2 separate regions of the Mus musculus genome follow, and region 2 is linked to region 1. The links are chromatin contacts, found by POLR2A ChIA-PET in ENCODE. All regions are on one chromosome and are shown on one strand. Each heading gives the region's core, a stretch centred on a gene start or an enhancer-like site at or near the end of the contact. The rest is flanking DNA. Distances are from core to core; before and after follow the strand shown. Region 1 has its middle 38 kb from the start of Psme4. Region 2 holds the start of Psme4 (proteasome (prosome, macropain) activator subunit 4).

Region 1 (5,468 bases), core at 1,534-4,033:
ATCTCCCCTCTGTCAAAGTTATGGATCCTAGTTTAGCCCTAGTGAGAGGACTGAGACAGGCTGACTCCATGACAGGCTTCAAACTGGCAGTTCAGGAAACTAGACTTAGATCTCTGTTTCCCAGAACTGGACAAGTACTGGAAGAACCCCAGGTCTGGAGCAGCCAATGAGAAACTTCTCTACCATTAGATGCTGCCTTGCCACTTGGCCTGAGGCAAGGGCAATGAGTCTTCAACAATTTTCAACCCCCCAATCCCTAGCAATGTTTCTGGAATGTCCAGAGGGCCCTAGCCAACCCCAAATTCCTAGGAATCAAGCCCAATTAAGATAAAGGTCACTTTCCTACTCCCAGAATTCCTCTAATGTGCTTGAAATTGGTCCTGTGAGCTCACCTGGGCATCTCCATCTAGGTAAATGGTAGATTCCTGCATGTTGGACTTCTACAGAATAAAATACTCTTTGCTTTTGCATACTCTTTGAGTCCAGGGTATTATTCTTTGAATCGTGGACTCTATTATTATTATTATCATTTTATTAATTTACATTCCATCCTTTGCCCCCTCCCAGGCCTCCTCCCAATGTTCCTTATCCGATTCCTCCTCTCCATTTCTCTGAGAGGGTGCTCCCCCTTACACACCAGATCTCTACCTTTCCTGGGGCCTCAAGTCACTCCAGGATTAGAGGCATCTTCTCCCACTGAGGCTAGACTAGCCAGTCCTCTACTGTATATGTCTCAGGGGCCTTGGACCAGCTAGTGTATGCTGTCTGGCTAGTGACTTTTTTTTAATGAACCAATTATGTGACTATTGTGCACTTAATACTAGTAGCCAAAGCAGGTATGCAGCATTTAATAGATTCATGGTTTTTCTGTTATCCCCTTTCCTAGTTTTCCTTCCAGGAACACTCCTCCACTGCTGGTGGGATTGTAAGCTGGTATAACCACTCTGGAAATCAGCTTGGCAGTTCCTTAGAAAATTGGACATAGTACTAGCAGAAGATCCAGCAATACCACTCCTGGGCATATACCCAGAAGATGCTCCAACTTATAATAAGGACACATACTCCATTATGTTCATAGCAGCCTTATTTATAATAGTCAGAAGCTGGAAAGAACCCAGATGTCTTTCAACAGAGGAATGGATATAGAAAATGTGGTATGTTTATATAATGGAATACTACTCAGCTATTAAAAACAATGAACTTATGAAATTCTTAGACAAATGGACAAATCGTGGACTCTTTCACTAGTCAAGGTTTCTGAAAAATTAATCAAACACTTCATACTAGTGAGAGTGAAAACATAAAGCTGTGTCCTGTCCCTTCACAGCTGATAAGGCCATTTCAAGGAAAACAAAAATCTGAATGAAGGCTGTATCTTTTGTCAAAGCACTAGGTGCAATCCCAGGTTTTGGAAGGCGAATGCAGAAGGGTTGTCTTGAGATCAGGCTATATGTACGATTCTGAGTCATTCCATTTTATGTAAAATGGTGTATAAACAAGCTATGATCTGTCTTAAGGGATTCCATTTTACATCCAGCTTGAACTCCATTTTTAACTCAAACACAGAAACAGACTGACTCTTCATTTCAGTAGGCACAAAGCTCTATGTGTCCAGTGCCACCCATAAGTCTCATGTTGATAAATAATTTATTCCTATAAGCAGGAAAGGTATCACCCTCTAAATTTATCCAAGTAAATTTAGACCATGTGACAATCTGGGCATATTAAAACCATAACAACAACAACCAAAGCAAACCACAGCCCAAGAACTTACCAAACATACAAGATTACGGAAGGCCCTAGCACTTTCATCTGGACCCACACAAATGAGCATACTTAGTACTTAAATGACTATGGCTGCTACCAACCTGTTACCTGACCACAGTGTGGATATTCAACAGGCAACTCCCAGCTATCCAAAAGGCTTAGCTCAACTCAGTCTTTACTATTGGTAGGGGCTACTTGATTGCCATCTGTCTGCTCAGGAATTTATTTGTTTGTTCAGGAATGCTATCCACTTGTCTACCTATCCATCCATTTGGATTCAGTCTTGCCCTTTGCCTTTATGATGTTCATGGTCCTTCACCTCCTTTTTGTAGCTCTGCTCATTTAGCTACAATGTTGAGCTGTCTCAACCAGAGAGAGCTATTTCCAGCAAAAAGCTAGCTATCTCAACCAGAGAGGTTTTTAGAATAGCAAGAAAAAGCTATTTGGAGTGAGCAGAATGCAGAGAGGGGGAGGGGAGAGGGGAGGGGGAGACTGAAAAGCTGTCTCCAGCAGACTACAGCAGAGCTACCTATAGTGAGCTGTCATAGACTGCCAGCTTGGAACCACAATTTGACTTGGAGTGGTTTGTATTCACCAACAGGGACCTAACTGAGGCTGATTCTTGGCAAAAAAAAAAAGCTTTGGGAAAGTCTGACAAAACAAACATCATATAAACTAAGAGTAGAAAGAGAGGTGAGAAGGGTTCTTTGCAGGACTATTCATTGTGAATTCTATTGGATGACTTCTTCCGTCTCCAGAATCAAGCACACTCCTCTCCTGTGGGTATAACATGAACAGCTCTCTCATAAGGATTTTATAGCTAGCTTCTGAATAAGTCCAGAGCCTGAACCTGAACCTGAACCTGCCATTATCTCAAATTCCTTCAATTTAAAATATTAAGGACCACCTTTTGAGATACTATGTCCTAAACACTGTTAGGGCAGATGTAATGATGTCCTTGTGTGAGCCAAGGAAAGAAAGTGACAGAGGGAGGAAGGGAAAGATGTGGGAAGGAGGAAATGTGACAAGATGTTCAGAGCTGGTGAGTGGAGAAGAACAGCACATATGAGATGTGTTATTCTTGCAACTGAACACATTCAAAATAGGAAAATGTGACCAGAAGAAAGTTCAGAAATACTTTAGGGTAAAGGGATAGGAATTTCTGGAGAGGTCAAGTTTTTATATTTTACATTACTCACTGGCATGAGGCTGGGTATTTATATTGTCTGAGCATTTCCAATGTGGCTGTCTTCATGGAACAGTCTGTTCTCAGTGTTTATTAAGAGATTCTCGAATGGTTAAATTTAGGATTATGCGTTTAACTCCAGTAACCTCCCAGTTGTAAAATTATAAGACTCTCAAACAACTTTTGAACTCTGATTTTAAATAGTTCCCAATTTATTTATGAAACTGGTTTTGGAATCATGCAGACATTTTATTTGGGATCTGTTTTAAAGGAAGGTCATCCAGGCACAGGCGGATGTTTGTTTCAACAATGGTACTAGTTGGCTTAGTTAGGGTTTTAATGATGTAAACAGACACTATGACCAAGACAAGTCTTATAAGAACAACATTTAATTGGGGCTGGCTTACAGGTTCAGAGGCTCAGTCCATTATCATTATGGAAGGAACATGGCAGCATCCAGGCAGACATAGTACAGAAGGAGCTTAGAGTTCTACACCTTCATCTGAAGGTTGCTAGCAGAATCCAGGAAGCTAGGATGAGTGTCTTAAAGCCCACAGCCACAGTGACACACCTACTCTAACACGGCCACACCTTTTAATAGTGCCACTCCCTGGGCCAAACATATACAAATCATCAAATTTCAATCCCTGGCCCCCATAAACTTATTCAAACACATGAGTCTATGGGGGTCATACCTAAACATAGCATAATGCAAAATATATTTAGCCCAACTTCCAAAGTCCCCATAATCTATAGCGGTTTCAACAATGTTAAAAGTCCAAAGTTCAAAATCTTTTCTGAGATTCATCCAATCACTTAACTGTAATCCCCAAAGCAAGACAGGAAACCAGCTAGGCAAACTCCAAACTCTGCATCTCCATGGCTAATGTCAAAGCAATCTTCACAGCTCCAACTCCTTTTTTATCTTTGTTGACTGCAACAAACTTTTTTCCTCTGGGCTGGTTCCACACCCTGTTAGCAGCTTTCCTCAGCAGATAGCCCACAGCTCTGGCATCTTGAACATCTTAGGGTCTCCATAGCAACTTCAATGTTACAGCTTCTTGTTTCAATGTCTGGGATCCACACATGATCTTCTGGGTTTCTCCAAAGGGCTGGTGTCACTTCTCCAGCTCTGCTCTTTATAGTACTCTAAGCTCAGGTTGATCCACTCCACTGCTGCTGCTGTTCTTGATAGTCATCCCACGATACTGGCATCTGCAATACATTGTCTTCCACTGTAACTAGGCTTCACTAATAGCCTCTCATAGGCTCTCTTCATGGTGCCAAGCCTCAAATCCTTTGCATGACTCCTGCAGTTCTGGGCTGTCAACTGCAACTGAGGCTGCACCTTCACAAATGGTCTTCCATGACCTCTCACTTTGCCAAGCCTCAGCCACTCTTCATGACTCCTTCATACCTTCAAAACCAGTACCACATGGATGACTCTTACACATTGCCAACTACAGCTGCAGCGGGAGGTACAACCTTGGTTATATCTGGAACACAGCTTTTTTGTGCTCTCAGAAAATACTTCTGGAGAAATTTCAACTCAATGATACTAGTCTCTTCTTTTTTTGTTATTTTTTGTTCGTTCATTTGTTTGTTTGTTTGTTTGTTTGTTTTCAAGACGGGTTTCTCTGTGTAGCCTGGGGCTGTCCTGGAACTCACTCTGTAGATCAGGCTGGCCTCGAACTCAAAGATCTGCCTGCCTCTGATTCCCAAGTGCTGGGATTAAAGGCATGCGCCACCATTGCCAAACTACTAGTCTCTTTTTTTTTTAATTAGGTATTTTCTTCATTTACATTTCCAGTACTATCCCAAAACTCCCCCATACCCTCCCCCCACACACTCCCCTACCCACCCACTCCCACTTCTTAGCCCTGGCTTTTGCCTTTACTGAGGCATATAAAGTTTGCATGACAAATGGGCCTCTCTTTCCACTGATGGCCGACTAGGCCATCTTCTGATACATATGCAGCTAGAGAGAAGAGCTCCGAGGGGTAATGGTTAGTTCATAATGTTGTTCCACCTATAGGGTTGCAGATCCCTTTAGCTCCTTGGGTACTTTCTCTAGCTGCTCCATTGAGGGACCTGTGATCCATCCAATAGCTGACTGTGAGCATCCACTTCTGTGTTTGCTAGGCCCCGGCATAGTCTCACAAGAGACATCTATATCAGGGTCCTTTCAGCAAAATCTTGCTAGTGTATGCAATGGTGTCAGCGTTTGGAGGCTGATTATGGGATGGATCCCCGGATATGGCAGTGTCTAGATGGTCCATCCTTTTGTCTCAGCTCCAAACTTTGTCTCTATAACTCCTTCCTGGGTGTTTTGTTCCCAATTCTAAGTAAGGGCAAAGTGTCCACACTTTGGTCTTCATTATTCTTGAGTTTCATGAGTTTCACAAACTGTATCTTATATCTTGGGTATTCTAAGTATCTGGGCTAATATCCACTTATCAGTGAGTATATATCATGTGAGTTCTTTTGTGATTGGATTACCTCACTCATGATGATA
Region 2 (5,468 bases), core at 767-3,266, 38 kb after region 1:
TTCCCCTCTGGAAACCCCTTATCCCATTTTTCTTCCCCCTGCTTCTATGAGGGTGTTCTCCTACCCATCTACCCACCCACCTACAGAGCTTTTAAGCTTTTAAACCCGCCAAGTTAGTTTACCAATCAGTATTTAGGGATAGGGGATTTCCTTGGCAACATATCTTTGCTGTCCATTTATCCAGCTCCTATTGGTTGAGGTATTCAGCTGTGATAGAGGACTTGCCTTGCTTAACTTCAACACTCACGTCTTAACTTGCCAACCAGGATGCTAGTTACCCATGTACATGTCTCTTTCTGCCAAGTAGGATGTCAGTTCCCTGGGCCGTCTTGGGAAGTTAAACTTTACTCAATCTCTACTCAAAATGGAAGTCTTATTCCAAATAGCTTCTTTTATTGGTGTAGGCCTCTCTTTTATGTTGGGGTCTATTCCAGGGGCAGCTTATAAAAGCAAAAACCATAAAAGGTCATACACAGGTGCAAGAAGTGCTGTCTGGTGGTTGGTTCCAGTCCAAGGTTATTGCTGCTAACTATACAAAGCAGTTCTAACTGACTTATATTGTGGTTGGTTTCCAAGAACACCAAAACACAGAATGCCCCATCAACTCGGGCATGAGAAAGTTTCCTTATAATATTAGTAACAGCACAAAATGGGTGGCTAGACACAGGTCTTAACACATAGCAGTTTCATAATAGCCATGGCTACAGAGTAAAATCCAGTCTCAAAACAAAAACAAAAACAAAAAAACTAAAACAAAACAAAAAACCACAAACAAAAAAACAAAACCAAAAACAAAAACTAAAAGAAACAAAAGTAAATTTTATTATGCTGCCCTTAGGCTTATTGTTTTTTAGACATTCTCTTTTGAGATGGTGACTTTTTTTGTAAAATATTTTCTTGAAGATCTAGGGATGGAACTCAGCTTAGGAAAGAGGCCAACCACTAGTAGAACTCATAGACCAGCTGGTAATCCTTGTCTGTTTTTTCAGTTAGTTAGTTAGTTTGTTTTGTTTCGTTTTTTTGTTTAGCTCAGGTTGGCTTTAAGCTACAACCCTCCTGCTCTTGAGTTTCCAAATGCTGGGATGACAGGCGCATGTTACAATGTCCTCTCTTAGAAATTTCTTGTTATTTTTAAGATCAATCTCAATTCTCCAGCATTTACTTCTTAGTCTCAATACATGTATTCACTCCCTTCTGGCAAGCAATCTTTAACCAGCCTGAATCTTGAGTTATCAGAAAGCAAGCTTGCAGCCTCAGTCTTTTCTGTCAGCTGATAATTATTTCTTCCTCCTTTCTTTATCGAAATAACATTGCCATCAACCTTACAGATTAATTTAAAAATAACTTCTATGAAGGTGATATGCCTTCATTTAGAATTCCCAGGTATCTCGGTACTTATCCAGTATTTACCAATGCATTATCTTGTAATTTATTAGTTTGTTGCCAGGAAAGGCCTCTACGTCCTTAAGGGCAGAACTAGGCGTTCTTAAACTTTCTATAGGGACCTTAAATGAGAAGATGACACACAAAGTATATTTGTTGAGTAACTTTTTTGGAGGGTGGACGGGGAAATATCAGAAAGGTGGGGGGTAAAAGGACAGAGGAACACAGGGTACTATTGTGTATACAGATTCTTCCATACACGTTTTTTTAAAGATAGTGTCTCCTGTTGCCAGTAGGAAGCAGAGGTTGGCCTAGAACTCTTTGTGCTCATACTGCTTCGCTGTCCACACTCCCGCCCCCGGCTGGGATACAAGCTGCTCTTCCGTAAACTGGCCCAGAAGAGAGGATACTGAGCGTGGAGAGGTAGTCGGATTCCGTGTCTCTGGATCCTGCTGGAGCAGAGTAGGGTCTCTTGTTTCTCGCCGGCAGCCTCGCGTGGCAACCCCAGTCGCTGACACCAAACTCGGCTGACTGCAAGAAAGCAGCCAGGTTACCTCCTCCCCGCCTCCGTGGCCCCGCCCCGGAAGTGACTTGAGGCCGGTCCGGAACCTCCCGGCGCTGCGGCTGCAGCGTCACCAGAAGAGCCGGAGGGGTCCGGGCCGAGCAGCCGCTGCCACCGCCAACGAACCGGGTGCCGCGCGGGGTCCAGCAGCGCGCCGGGCAGCCGGGGCGGGAGGGGGGCCCAGCGGTCGGGCCGAGGGCGAGGCGACGCGGACGAGGCTGAGCCCGCAGCGGGGCGGGGGCCGGGGCCGGGGGTCGGGCCGGGGGCGGCCCCGGGCTAATGGAGGCTCCGGAGCGGGCGGGCGGCGGGGAGCCCCCCGAGCCTGGCGGGCGGCCGGTACTGGGCCCGCGGGCCTTCGTCCCGCAGAAGGAGATCGTGTACAACAAGCTTCTGCCCTATGCCGAGCGGCTGGACGCCGAGTCCGACTTGCAGCTGGCACAGATCAAGAGCAACCTGGGCCGGGCCGTGCAGCTCCAAGAGCTGTGGCCCGGGGGCCTCTTCTGGACGCGGAAACTCTCCACGTAAGTGGGCTGAAGCCGTCGGCGGGCCGGGCTCTTTGTCTGCGCTGCTGGTGCTGCTCAACTCTGTTCTGTCCAGACGGCGCTGACCTGGTGCAGGATTCCAGGGGCGCGGCCGAGTCCGGGGAGACCCAGTCTCCTCGTTGCTTTCCGTGGGACTTCTGGGTCCTGTCGGTCGCCTCTCACGATCAGCGTTCTGGTCCTTTCTCTTGACGTGCCAGGCTCTGGGGAGCCACAGGCGTACCCGGGCATAGGGACGAGCGGCTCCCATTGGTTCTCCCTGGGGTTCTGCGCTTGGAGCTGCGGGATAGAGAGCTTCGGTCTTTGGGGAAGCGACTCCTGTCCTTGCTTCTGTGGTTTTTTTGGGTTTGTTGTTTGTTTTTTGTTTTTGTTGTTGTTTTGTTTTGTTTTTCCTTCCTCGTCGATCCACTTTACACTTCTTACCGTAGGAAGTAGGGACAGTAAGAGGTTGTGTGTGTGTGTGTGTGTGTGTGGTGTGTTTTTCTGTGTTACTATGTTTCTTGGGGGTCTGGGTTGCTGTTCTGGCTTCCTGGATTTAATTGAAACGATTCGTTTCAAATGGACAGTCAGCGCATTCTCGGATTGAGTAGACGTTGAGAATGTTGTCTTAGAATTCTAGGAAAAGTGTATGTTCCTGTTGTGACATTTCCTCGGTCACGACTTCGCTTATTCTAAGGCAAATAGTGAAGAGCGCTGTTAGGTTGATCCCGGGCTTTGTTGGCCAGACTGTGTGGTTTTGAGTTGGTTAGTTCTTTTGTTTTCCGTACGCACTAGCCGCAAATTATAGCGTCATTAGAATTAGAACGGGGGAAAAGTAATGATGGAGCAAAAAGTTTGGAGAGGTCATTTGCTCTATGCGCGCCTTTACTTTGGCAGAACTTATTATATAAGATTTTTGCTGTTTTGTTTGGTACGCTACATATAATTTGGTAAGACTATGTTTATGCATATGGTTACCGATAAGTGATTGCACAGGGCATGTCATTTGTGTTCCCCAGAATCTGCTGAGTGAGCTGGGTGATGACTCAGGGTTTTATAATACAATAGTGGGCTGTATCTCTCTTCGGGATAATTTTTATGTGCTAATTATTGGGGGGCTTCTGACAAGTTTTTTGTACTCTTCAACCGAGTGAAAAGAGCTCTTTTACTTAAAAGATGCAAAACTAAAGCACTTAATTTGTCTTTCTTAGAGTGACCATAAAGTGGTCACGATTAACAGCTCTGTTGAGTGGATTATAAAGAAGTTTATGGTATTAAGGATCCATAAATGTGGAGATCAATGTAATCAAAGAAAACCCTCTTTTTAAAGGATTAAAATTGAGTTACTTTGTGTGTTCTCCTTAGGTGTTTGTGTAACTTGAACACAGTAAAAATGAAGTTTGTTAGTCACTTTGATAGACTTGCCAAGGAATATTGTTTTCAGGGAATATATGCAACTTTTCTTTGGTGTATAATATGTGTATGTATATGCCAATTTGTGAAGACATCCAGCTTGGATTTATAAGCACAGTTAAATGTTTATTTTCCAATATCTGGTTAATGAGTTTGGTAAATTAGCACTAGGCTTTGTTGCTGTTTTGCCTAAAGTACAAGTATTACCAAGAAATAATAATGGAGTTACCATGCTTGATGTGTAGAGCAGTATTGCTGTTTAGATGGCTTAATGGTGGTGGCTCCTGTTTTCTGTAAATAACCTGCAACAAGTGCTGTCATGTAGACTTTAATTTTGGAATAGTGGTTAAATACTGGAAACTAATTCTTGGAATTGCGTTGCCATGTGACACTTTGAATTTGATAGGGCACACTGTGGTCTTGGGTGTGTGTTTTCTTCTCGAAGACGAATTAGGGTGACATGTTTGTGTATAGTTGTGCTCACCCTCCCCAGTTTAAAAGCCTAGTGTTGTGCTTAACATCTATATAATCCTGAAGTAATCATGTTTGCCATGTTCTAGAAGAAATGGAGTAGATTTCATTTTTTCCTCACCAATTCTGAAGATATGAGAAACTTATTTAATCATGTCCTTTTGCTTGCTTGTAAATGAAATGAGAGTGTTTCCTGGGAACTATTTTTGCTCTGATGTTATATCATTTTGCTACTTATTAAATATTTAAAAAGGAGTTATGATACCCTCTCCCTCCCAGTAAGGTTTTAGGTAGGCTTGGCTGGCCTGGAACTATCCGTAGGATGGCCCTACCCATTTGCTCTTCCCGATGATGGAATTACCAGCATGAGACACCATGGCTGGCTGGCTTTTGAGACAGGATCTCTAGTAGCCCTAGAACTGTTCCAAACTTGCTGGTCTTAACTCCCGACCCCTGCCTTAACCTCCCAAATGCTAGCCAGCAGTTAATCATTCAGAAATAGCAAGTTTACCTTTGACTTGCTAATTGGTTCTTTGTGCCAGAACCTCATTTTTGGTTCTCATTTTTTTAAATGCAAAACTTTTTGCCTTACACATTTTCAATATTTTTTACTCTATTATTATTCTTGTTATTGTTATTATTATTATTATTATTATTATTATTTATGTGTAGGGGTAGTCAGAGGACAACTCTAAGGAACAGTTCTCTCCTGCTTGGCTTCCTGGGATCAAAGCCAGGTCTTTAGGGTTGTTGCCAAATTGCTTTTGCCTGAGGATCCATCTTGTTGACTCTGAATATTTTTATTATGGAAAATATCGAACATATAGAAGAGGACAATAACATAATGAACACCACTTACCAGCAATTATCAAGCCATAGTGAGTTGGAAAATTTGTGATTGATTTTACTTCTGAGTTCCCCCTCTATCTCCATTACTTTGTCTAAGGTTTACTATAATCAAACCTTATGGCAGAACACTTTTAAAAGGCTGATATATGTCTTGCTACATGTGCACTTGTGCCATTACATGCTCGAATAAGTTAGATAAATAAAGATTTACCATATGGATTTTAGGGCTTGAAGTCAGGTTATCAGGCTGGGTAGAAAATAACTCACCAGTC

The links. ChIA-PET counts read pairs that join two places held with the same protein, here RNA polymerase II (POLR2A).
Region 2: POLR2A ChIA-PET joins it to region 1 with 10 read pairs in embryonic stem cell. The contact joins the promoter of Psme4 here to the enhancer-like site in region 1. POLR2A ChIA-PET finds 5 or more read pairs at or near these places in 4 of 5 experiments (Patski and embryonic stem cell).

Annotation. Positions count from the first base shown.
Region 1 is chr11:30,730,811-30,736,278 of GRCm38, forward strand. No RefSeq gene overlaps it. Among named protein-coding and RNA genes, the nearest start is that of Psme4, 38 kb to the right of the region's middle. Within about 2 kb of position 2,784, at least 1 of the 3 ENCODE cell types and tissues checked has a DNase peak (open chromatin) inside an H3K27ac peak, as active enhancers do.
Region 2 is chr11:30,769,759-30,775,226 of GRCm38, forward strand. It overlaps Psme4 (proteasome (prosome, macropain) activator subunit 4), which reads left to right and starts at 2,017. Exons shown (of 47, transcript NM_134013.3): 1 at 2,017-2,466. The coding sequence starts at 2,225.